Linked DNA regions of Homo sapiens: region 1 is linked to region 2. A link is a loop called in an ENCODE intact Hi-C map of the cell type or tissue named here. Cell type or tissue: heart right ventricle. All regions are shown on one strand. Each heading gives the region's core, and the rest is flanking DNA. Links, peaks and the distances in the headings are about the cores only. Region 1 holds the start of LOC100192426 (a long non-coding RNA gene). Region 2 has its middle 130 kb from the start of RAB12.

Region 1 (4,393 bases), core at 210-4,209, 110 kb after region 2:
TTTCTGAAACTAAATACAAATTATTTGGCCAGGCAGGTAAGAACGAGTTTTTAAATATGGCCCCAACCAGCATTTCCAGCCTTATCTTTTATAGCTCTCTTTTCTATGCACATATATTTTATGTTCAAGGACAAGTGTTTGCCCTGTTCCCCAAACATACCCCATGATCCAAACTCCTACTCGCACCATTCCTTCTGTTCAGAATATTCTCCTCCCATCCATTTCTTCCCAGTTGAAGATTTTTTGCATTCTTTAAAGTACATCTCACACGCTGCACTCCTTCAAAGACTCCTCCATAGATGTGAGCTCTTTTTGCTGCCCTGATGAAACATGCTTGTTCTGACCCTGGTATGATGCCCTTCTTGCACTGTTTGACTGTAAACTTATTCCTGGCCAGCACATAAAGGGTGTTGTTTTGCTTATTTCTGCAAACCCTGCAACACCTGATCGCTGTGTCCTGTGTGCACTAAATATGCAATGTATACATATAAAACTGAATTTTATGCAGAGTCATAGGATCAGTGTAGGAAGGAAAGTCCCAGACTGGGAAAGTTTACAAAAGAAATCTGAGCTGAGAGGACCTCTCCCAGAATGCCAACCCCCTGAGGTGCACTGATGTTCCCCCATGAGCTATGTGGCTGGTTATTTCAGCTGCCTCCTTGTGAAACTTTCTGGCCATGGATTCAGTGCCCTTCCAGGGAAGCCTCATTACCTTTAGTTGGCAAGACGTAAACCAGATATGCTAGGAGTTGCAGATACTGTAAAGCAGGAGACAATGATGGTCCCTGCCCTCAGTAAGTGCTCAGCCTTCTTTGGAATCTTTTCCCCCCTCATTATGGGAATATTATTTGTGACTTTATAAAGGGCTTATCTATAATATCTCAGAAATTTACATCATGGATACCTTTGCTCTATCAAAAATATCCCAGAGTAAGAGAGACCTACAATTTCTCCTTTCCCAGATGTAAAGTCAGTTTGAGCAGATCATGTATATTTGTGGAGATGTCTAATTTGACAGTAACAATGATTTCATTTCAAGAGTGTCCAGCACCATACTTTCACGATGCCAGTTAGCAAAGATGCTTTTATGGGACATACTAGATTCTTCTGTATATTGGGGGATTAGTTTTTACCTTTTTGTGACTTCAGTTATGCAAGCAGAAGGTAGTGGGATAGATATAAAACTACATATATGGTATACAGGCACACTTTAAAAATAATTATTGATGAATAAATATACACTTTAAAAATTCATTTATTTCTCTGAAAATGACAACTGAACAAAACACACACACCCGCAACGTATGTTATACCAGGTTTATCTTACCTAATAAAAACACCTTATCAAGATTTACCTTAAGTAATAAAAATGATTTTACTAATTACAAGATGCAATTGATGTATGATATTTTGGATGGTCACCTAGTCTTCCATTTAGACTCTTTAACCTCCTTGTTCTCGAATTTCAAAAATATGACAGTGGAGTGCTTCAGTGCTCAGAAATGAGGGAAATCAAATGCCCCTTGCATGCACTGAAAGCTCGGTTTCTTTGGGATTATTGGGAGATGCGCTCCCAACTCCTTCAACTCCCTGGAGCGAGCTCTGGTTCCATCCGAAATCCGACCCTGGGCCCTCTCGGGCTGGCTGTCCCCCCGCACCCAGTTCCAGGCTCTCAGGCTCCTGGTCCCCCGCGGCCGGATGAAGCCGGGCGCCCCCGCGCGTCGGCTGCAGGCAGCAGCCGCCAGGGCTTCCAACTTTGGCCGCGCTTCCGCGGAACAGGTGCCGCCGCTCTCCCAGCGAAGCGAGGGAACAATGAAAAGAAAACACCGTCTGCTCTCAACTGCTCGGCACGGTGCTGACTTCGCACCGCCCGGATGCCTCCGACCCGGCGGTAATTGCGAGGGAGGAGGCGCGGGGCCGCTTCCTTCTAGAATGCGTGCTGGGCAAGGCCCCTCCCGAGCACAGGCACCTGGCGGGGCGGGCCCAGAACAGGCGGCCCAGGCATTTCGAATCCGGTCCTCCCCATCTCATCTCCCAGAATATCCCGAAATGGTTTGCCACATCTGTTTTCAGCCTACTAAAAGCCCTTCTAAATTGGGTTTCTTTTAGTATCTTTTTAACTACTTGGACTTGTGTCAAGTTATTATTTTGCTTAAAAAAAAAAAGGAAAAGGAAGACAAAATATGCTTCGTTCTCTCTGCATTTAGAGTTTCCGTGTCTGGAGAGTGTGGGGCTCGCAGTCGCTTCCTGTCCTCTAAGGTCTGCATACAGAGATGCTGGAACTATTGGTTTGGAGGTGCCCGTTGGAGCCCAGGAACCAAGGAACGGGAGGCGTCCCTGCTCTGATCGTGCGCCTGGCTTGGCTGCCTCCTGCAGCCCAGCGCTACCTGCACAGCTTCTAGGAGAGGCGGCGCCTCCCACGCATCCTAATCACGTAAGGCGGCAGCCTCCAGCCCAGAAAGCAAGGTCCAGAAACAGATCGTCTAATTACCTTAGTGCCCTGGTGGTGGTTCCACCAGGCCATCAATCAGGCTAACAGTCCCGAGCCCTGCCACCTGCTCATTACTGCCAGAGGGCGGCAGGAATAGATGTGTGGTCCCTGCTCCAAAGGGGTGATCCTTATTGGCTTTAAAACTCACAAACACGAAACAGCACAGAAACGCTATAACTCCAGGATTTCTAACTTCCTGAAAAAAGATCTTTGAGGTGGGTCATTTTAAACCAGCAGCCCAGATAATACTCAGGTAAATTAAAGTCAGAGGATGGCTAGGGGCCAGAGCTGTGGCTCCCGAGGCTGCCAGCACATGACTGTAACCTTCAGGGCATTTGACATGACTACAGCAGCCGTTATCAAAGTGAAGCAGGCATGAGACTCCCTTGGAGGGATTCTGAATAAATTCGGTAGGTCTGACTTTGTGGGGCCTGAAAATGTGCGCTTTGAACAAGCTCCCAGGTGATGCTGTGGTCTCTGGACCACACTGTGGGTAGCAAGGATTGAGACAGCACAGCTGCAGTCTTGCCAGGCTGGAGTGCTGGCTCTCACGCAGTGTGGACGTGAGCTTGAGGGGCTCACTGGAGTTTGCTCAACTGCAGGAGCTTCATCTGTAAATAGGACATGATTATAAGTCCTATGGCAGAGAGTTCTAAGAAGTCAGCAGTTCCCAAATTTGCCTGCACATTAGAATCACTTAGCTGGGGGGAGGGAGGTCTTAACAAATTCTACAGCCCAGGCCATACTCTAATTAAATCATAATTTCTGGGGTGGGACAGAGGTATCAGTAGTTTATTGAAGCCCCCCTCTCCCCAGGCCATTCTGAAGTGTAGATACATTTGGGAACCACTGGATTAATTGATACAATGTGATGAAAACATTTAGCCATGTGCCCAGTTTATCCAAAAATGGAAATTGAACAAATGAAAATTCCGACTATTAAGTGATTGTTTTGTGATCTGGACTCTAGATGTCTACAGGAATTCAGAGGCCAAGGAGCCCATGGAGGCCTGGAGAGAGGAGGCAGGGTGTCCCGGAGAAGGAGGAGGGCAGAGGTGAGTACTGACAATTGTGCATGGCTTATGATGGTGGAGGGACAGCTAGGGGGAACCCCTGCTGATTCCTCTCTCCCTCAAACCTTATCTGACAAGAGGAGAGAGAGGGAGAGAGGGAGAGAGAGATTGGCATGTCCATTTGCCTATCAGTGTGGTTTGATTAACTCCCAACACAATAGGTGGTTTTGGGGAAGGGGATTCAAATCAAATATAGCTGCGAGGAATCTCAGAGACAGTCAATTTCCAAACACTCATTTTCAAGATCATTGCAACTCCCATCCACCGAGCAGTTTCTACTTTGAACTGGACACACTGGATGGCTGCATTCTGACATCTGTGGCCTCACTTAGTGGATGGAAGAGCATGTGATTTGCCCAGAAGAGACCTAGCAAGGGCCAGGCTGGTCTCGATCCTTTTCATTCCTTGTATTTCCTCGTGCTCTGGAAGGAAGAAGCAACAGGCAGGCCTAGGGAGTGCAAGTGGCTTGCTCAAGGCAATAAATTAGATGGTGGTGAAGGAGAGGCTGAAACGCAGGCTCTGACTCCAGCTACAGGGCCCTTTGGGAGGATGGAACTCAAGGTGCTTTACGCTTTCCTCAGTCTTACCAGGAGGCTTGGCCTCTGGAACAGAAACAAAGTAGGAAGCCTTGAAATGACTTCAGCTGCCTTTTTGGGGGCAGAACTGGAGACGGGTGGAGGGGTGGGCAGGAGAGCAGAATGCATGCTCTGAAACCATCATCCTCCTTTTTCCATTAGCACAAGCTGCTGCGTTTCTACTCTGCCTCCTGTGTCAGCAACTCTCCCCATCCACAGGAAGGAGTCTGGGCAGAACTGAAGGTGTGTTTATG
Region 2 (4,393 bases), core at 92-4,091:
GGGAGGTCGAGGTGGGTGGATCACCTGAGGTCAGGAGTTCGAGACCAGCCTGGCCAACATGGTGAAACCCCATCTCTACTAAAAATACAAACATGAGCCAGGCATGGTGGCACACGCCTGAAATCCCAGCTACTCGGGAGTCTGAGGCAGGAGAATTGCTTGAACCCGGGAGGCGGAGGTTGCAGTGAGCCGAGATCACGCCACTACCCTCCAGCCTGAGTGACAAAGTGAGACTCTGTCTCAAAAAAAAAAAAAAAAAAAAAAAACTAGATAAATTTTTGCACAAAGACTTGCACTGCTGTTATGTATAATAGCAAGGACTAAGAAGCAATCCTAGCTTACATATTTGCTTCTCTTTTGGGAGGTTTTTTGTTGTTGTTAGGAGAAGAAGTCTTGCTCTGTTGCCCAGGCTGGAGTGCTGTGCTGCGATCATAGCTCACTGGAGCCTCGAACTCCTCGGCTCGAGGGATCAGCCTGCCTCAGCCTCCTGAGTAGATAGGATTACAGGTGCACACCACCATGCCCAACCAATTAAAAAAAGATTTTTTTTTGTAGCGATGAGGTTTTACTATGTTGCCCAGGCTTTGGGGAGTGTTTTTAATAACAAGGTAAATGTATGTCTGTGCATAACTTTTTGTCTATATTAGAACTGTTGTGCTGTTATTAAAATGATATTTATAAAAAATTAGCTAACATAGAGACACAATGTTAGAGGAAAAATGAAACAATGTGTCTATTATCACCAGCTGTATTTTAAACACTGCATAAAAAGAAAAAAGAAAATTGAAAGCAATGTATGAAATATTAACAGTAATAAGACTATGAGTCATTTATCGTCTCTTGAAATTTACATGGTTTCAAATTTATATAATGTACACGTTTTGCTTTTTAATGGAAAGTTTAATTAATATTTGTAAGAAAAACTCCTATAGCATCAATAGATTTATGCCCCTGCAATCTGGTTACTAACATACAACCTCATGAAACATATCCCGAGGTTCCAGTACCTTCTAACATATTTAGCTACTTTTGTTTCCAAGCACCTATATCAATATTGAATTTTTAAAAATTAATCCAAAAAATCCAGTCATCATAATATCTATCTGTGGATAACTGTAGAGTTATTGTTGATCTCAAGTTATTCTTCAGATTCTCTGCTAGAAGTCTCAAGCTTATTCCAAGTGTTTCAAGACGTTACTATACTATTCATTTTAAATTATTTGATAAAGATTACTAGATTTTCTCCAGGATACATAGCAGTCATAATTAACAAACCCAGCTGTCACTCAAACTGGAACACATCAAATCAAAAGGCCACAGAGCATGTTTGCAGACAGGGCTGTGCATTTCTCCCTGAAAGCAAGATAAGGCCAGGCAAAAGGGAGCCCTATAAATATTGCATCCTAGAACACTGACATTGACCTACACTGTTTGACAGAAACATTAAAACACGGAAGGACGAGATCTGACACATCCTACAGAAATGTCTTTTCCCAAAGGTAGCCAGGCTTCAAGCCTTGAGAATTGTTGAAAATTCTGAAAGGTCTCATATCTATTGTTACCGTTTCCTTGTCACATGGAAAAGGCTAGACAGCTCTTTCTCCTGGCCTAGCCAGTAAATTGGTTGCGTAGGACCACGGATAGATGAACATATTATTCCTTAAGCTACAGAGATTTCCCAGAGCTCAAGTTCTTGTCAGTTCTCAAGCCTGCCCTCCTCTTTACCTGTTCTTTCTGTCTTATTCACTCCCGCGACTCAGGAGAGCAGCGCAAACGCTGACACGGTGCGGTGGGAAGGAATGGATTTTATTGATTACAAACAAGGACTTGTCCCAAGCCGCATTTTAGGTGCTGATAGACTGAGGAAGGCCTGGTGCAGTCCTCTTCCTTGTAGCTGATACTGTGCAGAACCACGAGATGGCTCTGTAGCCACAGCAAAGCTTGTGAAGTTCCAGGGACGTTTTCTATGAGGGTATCTGCAACTGGCGGCCAAGATTCACCAGGCCTCCTGGTTATGATCTGGAGGCAGGCGTGCTGCTTCTCTGATTCTTTCATGGTTCCTTAATTTGTTGCTAGGTGACTTTTAGTGTTGGATACTAACACTATAGAAAAGTACATCCGTAAACATATTTACACAGTTGTTCCGAACATCACCATTTTTTTTCCTTACAAACTTTGTGTAAACAGGAGGAAAATAAGCTGTGCTTAAAATCATGGAACAATTTTTGTCAAATCCCCAAGAAGACATTTCCCAATGCAATTTTCAAAATGGGTTGGTGTCTGCTATTAACAGGCAAGAAGCACACTGTTCCTTATGCCTGATTCAATTGAAAAGCACTTAATTCAAGATCTCAAGGGCAAAGGTAATTGATGGGGGCTCAGGTAGCTCTCCGTTTTCACTCATGGAAAACAGCGTTTTCCGGAACAAACTTAGTGCAGTGCTTCGGTAATATAAGCAGTCCTCTTTGTGTACACATTTGGCAAAGATACCTTCCTCCAGCGTCGCAGCAGTGAGGTCTCACACACGTGCACTTGGTCCTGGGGGTGGGCGAGGGGGCGACAGAGTTAGCAGAGCATGAAGCATGCCCCGAGGGAGCTTTGGGACCGGGGTGGGAGTGGGGGGGTCACCTCTTCAAGTAGTGAGACATGAGAAGTTCTGCAAGGCCCCGACCTACCTTCCCCACCACTCTGCCGGGTACCGCGTTCCTCTGCAGGAAGCTGGGAGCACATCAGACTCGCAAATAGCAGTAATAAAAAAGCAAGATTAGTAATCTGATGAATAGACTTATGGCCTGGGCTGAAGATGGACAGTGACATGCTGAAAACTCCCCCATTTGATTATAGTGTGCAGACAGGGTGGAAAACCACTGGATTAATGAGCTCACAGGAGAGAAGGCGCTGGAGTAAGAGACACACCTGTTGCCCTCCCCTCCACACACACACACTTAGCACCTGGAGGAATTATTTCAAAAACTGTCCTATAGCACCTTAGAGCCTCTGAAAGACACAGAGGATGAGGATTTGTAATAGCGGCTGGGGTCATCAGAGACAGGGCAAGGTAACTTCTAAATGAAGCGCTGGACCCCTACCAGCCCTGCATGTGGTGCAAAGGAGAGAGAAAGGAAGCCAGGAGTCGGGCTCTGTAATGTGCCAGGTGTCTGCATTTATGCCATTTCATTTCATCACACCACCATCCTGCGAGGTGAGATTAACCCGTTACAGATGAAAATACTGAGTGTCACAGTGATTGTCTGCTTTGCCCAGCATCATACAGGAAAGAAGTAAAATGGTGAGGATTCTGCGCCATAGACAGCAAGCCAGGATGAAGGGAGGCCTGGAAAACAGACGAGGAGCAACTGAGATTGGCACCGGCAAGGGCTCCAGAGTCCAGCAGCAGCCAGACCCAAGCTGCACCGCCCCAGACGCGACTTGACCTGGGAGACCAGCGAGACCCACCATGCCTCACACCCACAGCCGAGATCCTATTATCATCACTCCCGCTTGCGGATGAAGAAACTGGGGCTCAGAGAGGCTAGGTAACTCTCCCAAGACCTCACAGCAAGAGTGCAGCAGGGGTGTGGCCCTGGCACCTGATCATGCTCCCTCCCGCCCTTCCCATTCTGTGCTCTCCTCTTTGAAGACCTTCCACCTGCCCCTGGAAGCTTTGCTTTGTGCACCATCTCGGCATCCTCTGCATCCTCCGCCTCCTCCTAGAGCACTCCCTCCGCCCCTCCACCTGCTGGCTATGCCTGGAACTGCACTCTGCGAGGACCTCCTTTAACCTGCAATCCCAGGACAGCAGGGTCCGCATTCTCCTGCTCTCCAGACCTGTAGCTGAGGAGTTATGTTGACCCTATTCAAAAACCTCTGCGCACAGCATTTGCCTTCGATGGTCACTGTCCCTTGCCAACTCCCCCTCCCAAACATCTATGGAAGACTTGTGTCCCTGAGCTCCTCACCACACACTCTGCCTATCACAAGTCCCACATCACCTGAAACAATGACAAGCCAGCTCTCCAGCTCCCCATCTCCCAAGGCCCTGATCCCCATTGGCCTGGATCTGCACTCCATGTCAGCCACCCACCCCATCCTGGTCCTTCCTCACACTCAGGCGACTCCAGCTCTGAGCATCCCAAATGCCACTGCTCCGTCTCAGATCTTGTCACCCGGTGGTTCTCCAACTCTAGGGTACATCAGAATCTCCCAGAGGGCCCCGCCCCCAAAAGGTCTAATTCAGCAGGTCTGGGGTGGGACTCATGAATTTGCATTTCCAAGAAATATGCAGTGCTGCTGCTGCAGCTACTGCGGGACCACCCTTAAGAAGTGCTGCTTTGAGCTGAAGCTCAGCCCGGACTGCTTACTCCAATCACCTGGAGGGCTTTAGAAGCCAGCA

What was found. A loop is a pair of places that touch in the nucleus more often than their neighbours do. Peaks named below come from ENCODE experiments on the same cell type or tissue, not always from the same donor. Only the 100,000 strongest peaks of a DNase experiment are listed, where the experiment ranks them.
Region 1: it touches region 2 in a loop (2.1-fold over the local background); 3 of 110 quality-filtered maps call a loop at or near these places.

What each region holds. Positions count from the first base shown.
Region 1 is chr18:8,364,898-8,369,290 of GRCh38, reverse strand. All of the region lies in intron 23 of PTPRM (protein tyrosine phosphatase receptor type M), which reads right to left. LOC100192426 (a long non-coding RNA gene) reads left to right here and starts at 2,257. Exons shown (of 4, transcript NR_024419.1): 1 at 2,257-2,434; 2 at 3,462-3,546; 3 at 4,302-4,382. RefSeq lists an enhancer at 1,444-1,944. In heart right ventricle, for the core only: CTCF peaks have their summits at 1,510 and 1,717; a DNase peak (open chromatin) is centred at 1,732; H3K4me3 peaks cover 1,019 bases.
Region 2 is chr18:8,478,204-8,482,596 of GRCh38, reverse strand. No RefSeq gene overlaps it. Among named protein-coding and RNA genes, the nearest start is that of RAB12, 130 kb to the left of the region's middle. In heart right ventricle, for the core only: CTCF peaks have their summits at 1,712, 1,911 (motif pointing right), 3,538 and 3,744 (motif pointing left); DNase peaks (open chromatin) are centred at 1,936 and 3,746.